2 separate regions of the Homo sapiens genome follow, and region 1 is linked to region 2. A link is a contact called in ENCODE Hi-C or POLR2A ChIA-PET data. All regions are on one chromosome and are shown on one strand. Each heading gives the region's core, a stretch centred on a gene start or an enhancer-like site at or near the end of the contact. The rest is flanking DNA. Distances are from core to core; before and after follow the strand shown. Region 1 has its middle 28 kb from the start of MAN1A2. Region 2 has its middle 150 kb from the start of TENT5C.

What was found. A loop is a pair of places that touch in the nucleus more often than their neighbours do. ChIA-PET counts read pairs that join two places held with the same protein, here RNA polymerase II (POLR2A). Pooled maps may share reads with other maps.
Region 1: a loop to region 2 is called in a map of ovary, with 6 times the contacts of the local background. The contact joins two enhancer-like sites. A Hi-C loop is called at or near these places in 2 of 168 maps with a recorded cell type or tissue (CD8-positive, alpha-beta T cell and ovary) and 1 of 50 pooled maps. POLR2A ChIA-PET finds 5 or more read pairs at or near these places in 1 of 52 experiments (T-cell).

What each region holds. Positions count from the first base shown.
Region 1 is chr1:117,337,968-117,341,601 of GRCh38, reverse strand. No RefSeq gene overlaps it. Among named protein-coding and RNA genes, the nearest start is that of MAN1A2, 28 kb to the left of the region's middle. Within about 2 kb of position 1,426, at least 2 of the 41 ENCODE cell types and tissues checked have a DNase peak (open chromatin) inside an H3K27ac peak, as active enhancers do.
Region 2 is chr1:117,757,121-117,761,259 of GRCh38, reverse strand. No RefSeq gene overlaps it. Among named protein-coding and RNA genes, the nearest start is that of TENT5C, 150 kb to the right of the region's middle. Within about 2 kb of position 2,644, at least 6 of the 41 ENCODE cell types and tissues checked have a DNase peak (open chromatin) inside an H3K27ac peak, as active enhancers do.

The sequences.
Region 1 (3,634 bases), core at 177-2,676, 420 kb after region 2:
TCAATTTCTTCCTTTCTAGAATGGGACAGATGAAGATAATAAGTACAGGTAATAATGAAATTGATCATGATAATGATAGGCATCTTGTATCAATACATGTCACTTTTTTCCTTGCCCGCTCCTCAACATTTGTCTCCTAGTCTCCCTCCATGCCTATCATTTAATCTCGTGATTGTAGTGCGTCATCCCATGTAATTCTGCCTACAGGAAGAGAGTATACTGGTGGTACCAGCAACTGCATTCTTTCCGGTTCACATGGCAGTAATGCTTCTGACAACAAACAAACCAGCTTACTGGTTTAGAATTCAGTCTCCTATGGGTTTGATCAGAGTACTTCGGTTGACTTGGATTGCAACATTCTGGGACATTGACAAGCTAGGGACAGATCATATAACCTGGGGACTTCATGAAGTAAGGTCACCTGTGAGGTTTCTGAGGCCATAGTCAGCCTCTTCTCCCCTGACAACACACACTAGCTTCAACACATGCTCATTTTAAATGTCAGCCTCACTTACTGGCTGTGTGGGCTTGAGCAAGTCATTTAATCTTGCTGAGCCTGTTAACTCCTCTGTAAAGTCTACTTGCCTTACGGAGTCATGGTGAAGGTCAGTGGGGATGTGAGAATACTCTATAGACTGTAACATACTATATAAATGTAAAATATTATTCTAAAATTATTTTACATTAAAATCTAGCAAGTCTTATCATCAGTATGGTTCCCACTTCATTCTGTCAATGTGAGAACAAAAGAAAATTGAAAGGATTCAAAATTCAGAAAACCACATTTGTAACAGTACTTGAGAAACACTGTCTTGAAGCTTAAAAATACATTTATAAAGTTTATATTAGATACATTAATTATGTTATTACATGTTGATGTTTTTTATGCCCATGCGACTGTTAACAATCCAGACAGTGGAATGTTTACACCAATGAAACAGTTTTATGTTAATTAGCGTATGTGTAGCTTCTGGTGTGATCTGAACACAGCTTTCACCTTGAGCTTTATTGGTCTTCTATTTATTTACCTTGCCCCAATCATTAACAATTATTTTCTGAGGCATAAATGGCAACTATAGGAGCCCCAAGTGACCCATCTTTACTTTGCCGTAAACTAGATTATATAGAGGAATAGCTAAAAGCACTGAATACCAATGCCTTGGGTTTAGAATTTTATCACTCTCTCTGGCCACCGAACCTACCAGTTATAAATTACCTTTTATTGCCTTCTAGAAAAACAAATTAAGTACTGGGCAATTTAAATTCTACATGCAAAACAGCTATCTGAGAAGTAAAACTCAGCTGGACAAATGCGCATTTTTTAAATCATGGGCAAATGAAGAATATGTTTGTTTGAAAGTAGCTGAAATGCCTGACTCTCAGTCGGTCCTGTTCCTGCCACCAGCAGGTTCAGTTGTGTAATGATCTCATGATGCACACACGGAAGTGTCAGCCATTTCTCTCACACCTCCCCCATTTTCCCTCAAGAACAGAGGGCAGGGAGTAAACAGCTGATGTGGCCTACAGACTTAGCCCATGTGCTTATTTGGATAGCTTTCTGCATTTCTGTTCATGCTTATCTTGATTGGATGTGATGTCACTTCATATCCACTTTCAGTCTTTAATTAGCTTTGCTTCTTCCTTTTGTGAGCTGTCTTTGCTTACTTTCAAACATTGAGTTTATCCTCTCACCTTCTTTTATGTTTTGCCTTATGTTTGTGTATCTTTTGCTCCTGCCGTGTTGCTGCTTCTTAATTTTCCTAATCTGCTTTTTAGAGTTTTTAAATACCTTTTTTTCTCTGAGTTCCCATCTTATTTTCACTCCATTCCAGGTGGATGAGGTTTACATCACTCTAAGAGGGTCAAGAACTGTGTTTCCCACCGTATACAGAACACAAATCATGATTTGAGCCTAACTGACACTGGAGACGATTATCAGTGATACCCAGACAACAACATTAAATGGCATTGAATCACATAGTGAGAGAGTTATTCCCTTTCCACTTCTATCACACTCCTGCTCATTATTCCAAGGAGAAAGTTTCCATTTGGTCCTTGTATGGTCTATCACTTGCTAATCTCCCTTTTTAAAAGAGAGAAAAGGCCTCAGGCTGAGAGCCTTTGGCTTGTAATGGTATCTAGCTAGGGTTTTACAACACTGTTTTGGTTTTTATTATGTAAGTACTTGTTTTTATTGTTACCTCCTATTTATGGCAAATGATATTGGTTTTCTTTTACAGTCATGATATGAAGTTTCTTCCTTAAAAAAGTATATGTAAGTTTAAAATACTCACCAATTTAAGGAAAAACATTAAATACAAGGATGTGGCCAAAATCTTGAAGGTGGTAGTACTAGAACGTCAGAAGTTTGGGAAGTACCAGCCTGGAATCACTCCATCAACTTTGTTTTCGGTTTGTTTGTTTTTGAGACAATGTTTCATTCTCTCACCCAGGCTGGAGTGCAATGTTAAACTCACTGCAACCTCCGCCTCCTGGGTTCAAGCCATTCTCATGCCTCAGCCTCCCAAGTAGCTGGGATTACAGGTGTGCACCACCACGCCTGAGTAATGTTTGCATTTTTAGTAGAGATGGGGTTTTGCCATGTTGGCTGGGCTTATCTTGAACTCCTGACTTCAAGCAATCCACCCACCTCAGCCTCCCAAAGTGCTGGAACTACAGGTGTGAGACACCATGCCCCACCCCCTCCAACAGCTTTTGTTATCTTCCTATTGCTTTATAGCATTATATGTTATTTTAAAGCATACTTGCTAATAACATCTAGGCCTAGAGACAACTCATTCCACTTCCAAATTTTTCCAGTTGAAATTATACACAGATTATTTCATGGTCTTTTTTTATTCCCTTCAGTCATCATAAGGTTTTCACAGTCTCCTCAAAGAGACACTGATAATCAGTGATTGTCCATCAGGTTAATATTCTGGGGCAGGTATCGTGTACACTGATCTGGTTTAATTCATCTATTTAGAGTGCTAAAATGTACACCACTTTTTTCACCCATTTTTCCCCCCACTGCCATGAAGAGAAGGCATACAGGCCGTGAGACTTCAAAACTTTGTCATTTATCAATTAGGAATTAGTTCAGGTGATCTCATTTACCCAAGCAATACAATCTTTGCAAACTTTTCCCCTAGAGGGAAAAGGATCATGCAGCTCTGTTTTATGTTGTTTCCCTGAAGACCACTTAGTCTCATTGACAGAAAGGGAACATTTGTTTTTAGGGAATTATATTCCCCTTAATCTCTTTTTTCACCTAGCAGTGGAATGCTCTAATACTTCTAAGTTTACTCTTGGGGACCCAGTAGATGCCTTTGGGTCCTTCACAAGCCTATCTCCTGTAGGCTTTGGGCTGTAGGGGTGGGTGAAGAGAATGTCCAGATCTCTGTGATACCAACATGCTGCCCATAGTGTGGAGGAAGTACTTGTAATAAACTGGAGTAGGTTCTTATTCATGCAGCTCCTCCTTGTGTGTCCGGAATTTATTCCTTCCGGTGGGGTTTTGGTCTCGCTGACTTCAAGAATGAAGCTGCGGACCCTTGTGGTGAGTGTTACAGCTCTTAAAGATGGTGTGTCCGGAGTTTGTTCCTTCAGATGTTCAGATGTGTCCAGAGTTTCT
Region 2 (4,139 bases), core at 1,395-3,894:
AGCCGCTTTCATTAATTATCCTAGCTAGAGCTTCTGGATCACTTGCTATAGCTTCTACATAAGCATTTACTGCTTCACCTTGTACTTTTATGTTGTGGAGGTGGCTTCTTTCCTTAAACCTCATTAACCAACCTCTGCTAGCTTCAAACTTTTCTTCTGCAGCTTCCTCACATCTCTCAGCCTTCATAGAATTGAAGAGAGTTAGGGTCTTGTTCTGGATTAAGCTTTGGCTTAAGGGAAATGTTGCGGTTGGTTTGATCTTCTATCCAGAACACTAAAACTTTTTCTACATCAGCAGTAAGGCTGTTTCACTTTCTTATCATCTATGTGTTCACTGGAATAGCACTTTTAATTTTCTTCAAGAACTTTTCCATGCCCCTGGGCTGGCTTTATCTGCTGAGAGGTGGAGGCCTGGAGAACTGCGTAGCCCTCTGTAGCCATTTGCAGCAGCCCTTGTAGGAAGGGAGAAACGGTGAGGTGGGGGAAGGGCTAGATTTTCTGAATCTCATTGGCCTGGCTCCTGAGCCAGAGGTGGGGTGGGGTTGGGTGGAGAGAGAAAGCAGCCACAGCACACATTGCTGAGCCCAGATGGTGGATTCATGAGAACCATTTAATTGCCCACAGAGAGAGGACATCTCACTTTGGCAGAGGACAGGCTAATCAGAAGCAGCCCCCAGCCTCTCCTCCCTTCTTCTCTCCCTCCCTTTGTGAATTCAGCTTGATGGATACAAGGAAAGGCTCCAGCACTTTGATACCTAGCCACACTGCCCAGCCTCAGCATGGGACTTTCCGAAACAACTCAGGGATTTTTTTTACTGGGAGGAGGGAAGGGAATTTCCCGTGTAAGCTCACCTTGGCCATGCCCCCCCACCCATCATGAACCAAACTAGCCCAGCTCTCCCTACACCCAGCCAGAAAACTTTTTTTTTCTTTGTGACAAAAGGATTCATGCTGGGAATACTCTCTTAAAAAAAGCAAGTGGGATTAGACACAGCTTGGGGTTCAGGAGGTAAACAGATCAGGTTGCCAATGAAATAAGTCAGGCATCTATCATTTCACAGAGTGCCTCTATCATATAAGAACTGCATGACCTCAGGAAAGCCAAATAACCACCATGAGGTTTAGGTTCCTCCTCTACAAAATGAAGATGAAGATACCTACCTGATGGGACCTGAATGGGATGCCTGGTGCTCATTCAGGGCATTATTTTCCCTCCCAGGCTGATGGGATGCTAAGACCAAAGATTAGGCTCAGTTTTATAGTCCTCCTCGGCCAAAAGTTGTGTTGTTCAATATATAGATTTTTCTGCCACCTCCTTTACTATCTGGTTCCTCGTTTTGTTTTTTCTACTGTGTCAATTCTATTATCCTTATTATTCCTATGATTTTTATTGTAAAGTCTTTATAATCCAACCAGGATGGTTGATTGAAAGGACAGGTTGAAACCACAGTGGATTTTGTAACACCAGATGGGCTTCTGAAACATGTTGCATGCAAATTGTCATCTTGAGCAGAGAATCATATTTAAATATGATTCAAATAGGACTAGGTCTGGTATGGTCCAGCTTTTTTTTTTTTTTTTTTTTTTAACCTTCAGCAACTGACAGGTGTTTTCAGAAACTTCTAGTCCTGTCCCTGGGACCCTGCTATTATTCTTTGACTGTGGCCATGGGACTCCCCCACCCCCAGCCATTCCTCAGAAAAAAAGATGGCTGAGAGCCCCTCCCCTCTCCTGTCGACATGGTGGCAACCTAATGCCTGAAGCGATGGTCTCTATCCAGTCCCAGAACATCATTAGCCCCCTTTTCTCATTGCTGAGATAGGTTTGAAGGCTGGACTGGTGAGAGTGAGGTGGGGAAAACAATATATATCTTCTTTTCTCTCTAGCTCATCCACTTACTCCCACATTCCTTCTCTCTTAAAGTGTCCCTACCCCTCTGAAGCCTGGGAAGAGGATTTGAAGTGCGCTCCAGAGTAGTCATCTATCGACTTGACCTTCAGCCTCAACCTGCCAGAGCGAGTGTGGACGGGGGCAAACCGGCCCATACCAGACCTGGTCCTGGGATCACAAGAGCTAGGTTCTGTTCCAGCCCCAGCCTCACAAACTGTGTGCTACCGGAGAAGTCACTTATCCACTGTGTGTGCTCACTGTTTGCTTAACCCTCAAATCAGTGGGAAGACAAATGACTCCAGGCTGTCCAGGGAAATGTGGGAATTGAGAGTGGCCACTAGGTGGCAGTACTCAGAAAGACACGGTGCGGGAGCCCCTGACAGACATGAGGGCTCTGAAGCGCTTTAGCCTCAGAGACAGATGCCCAGGTTCAGCCTGAGGAGAAAGCCGCGACTTCCCTCGCCCAGTAAACGCATTTACCCTTCCGCGCCCCCTGCTGCAGCCGTGGGAATCGGTGCACGCCCCTCCTCCTCCCTCTCCGGCTGACCGTAGGCATCCTTTAAGACCCTGGTGAAGCTCTCCCTGACAAAGCCTCTCTCCCCACTTCTCAGGGCGAATCCTTGTCACCTCTGTCTCCCCGCCGTCCTTAATCCACACCTTGATCAGGACACCACTCTAGAGAGCTATCATTCCCCTGTCTGTCTCCCTGTGAAGTTCTGGAGAGCAGACATCAAGTTTCCTTCACCTCTGTCTCCCCAGTGCCCGACATGGGACTGGCACAGTGCCTGCTGCTATGTATTTGTCTTCCGGATGAATGAGTTCATGAATAGAGCTTGAGAAGATCAAATTAACCCCTTTGCAATGACTTTCGATCTCCTTTTTTTTTTGGTAACTCAGTATTGAGTTATGCTTTTCTTGATTTTGATCAGCAAATATTACTTTGGTGGGGTTTTAAGCATCTCTTAGCTGTGAGTCTCTTGGTTCAAACAAAAACCTATGACAACCTAAATATATAAAATGAATAAAAGTAGAGCTACTTGATTTGAAGCTGGGTGGGAAGGCCTGGAGTCTATACTGCTCCTACCTCCATCCCCTGGTTGGTTAGGGAAGCCCCCCCTTAGAATCTGAGGGCTCTGTAAACAAGTTTTTTAAGCACCACCTTGGTTGTCGTATCAGTTCTTCTTCTATTTATCTCCAGTTTCCAGAAAAGCTAAATGCCTGGGGAAGGACTGAGTTTCTTGAGGGCAGGAGCTGTGTTTCCTATCACAAGGCAGCCAGGGGGACAGTGCATTCAAAGGGTGTTTGACTCGCTAATGAAGTTGAGTTGAATTATAATAATAGGGTTCAAAGACGAATATTGCTTTAGAAGTTGGAAAGAAGTGGCCTTTCCTGGCTTTCCCCCAAAGGAGACATGGGAAGGTGACTAAGGAGCTGGCTGGCTTGACCATCACCTCTGAAGGACTCCTGAGTTAAGTCGTTGTAATCTCTGAATCAGAGGGGCCTAGGAGTGGCCAAGTGGTCAACAGCTCTTGCTTCAGAACTGGATGATTCAATCCATGCTGTAGCTTCAATTTATCTGTGTGCTCCACTGGGTTAGTGTAAGGCAATGCAAATACTGAAAGCTCCAATAAATCACTGTTATATTGAAAAATCTTAGTTAGAAGGTGCTACTGGATTGAGCTAGGCTGATCAAGGAAGTCTTCCTCTAGCATTTGTGATGGAGAGCTCACTCCTGTGAGGGGCAGCATGGGCCATTGCCAGAGGGGACTCCCTTATAGTCAGCCTCTATCTTCAACCTCATCTCTGATGGCTCTTCCCCTCTCCACATAAATGTGCTCAGGTCTCTCAATGTCCTTAAAAAAATTCCACCCTCAACTGGCACCTCTTTATAAATCTGTCCTTTCTTCACAGCCAAGAGTCTTGATAGACCAGCCCATGTTCTGTCTCCACTTCCTCTCCTCCCGCTCCCCCTCAGCTCCCTGCAATCTGGCTTGTGTTCTCACCACTCCATTGACCTGCTCTTGACTGGATCAAAACTGCCCTGGTATTGTGAAGTTCGATACTTGAACACTGATGGCTTTTTACTTACAACTCTTGCATTTATTTTTCATGCCAACTCTCTGCTGGTTTCTTTCCTCCTTCTTTGGCTGCTTCTTCTCAACTTTCTTCTCGGTTTGAGCCCCAACGAACCCTCCATCTTCTTTTCATTTTATCCCAGCACTCTCCCTGGGCCATCTCATCCATGTCTT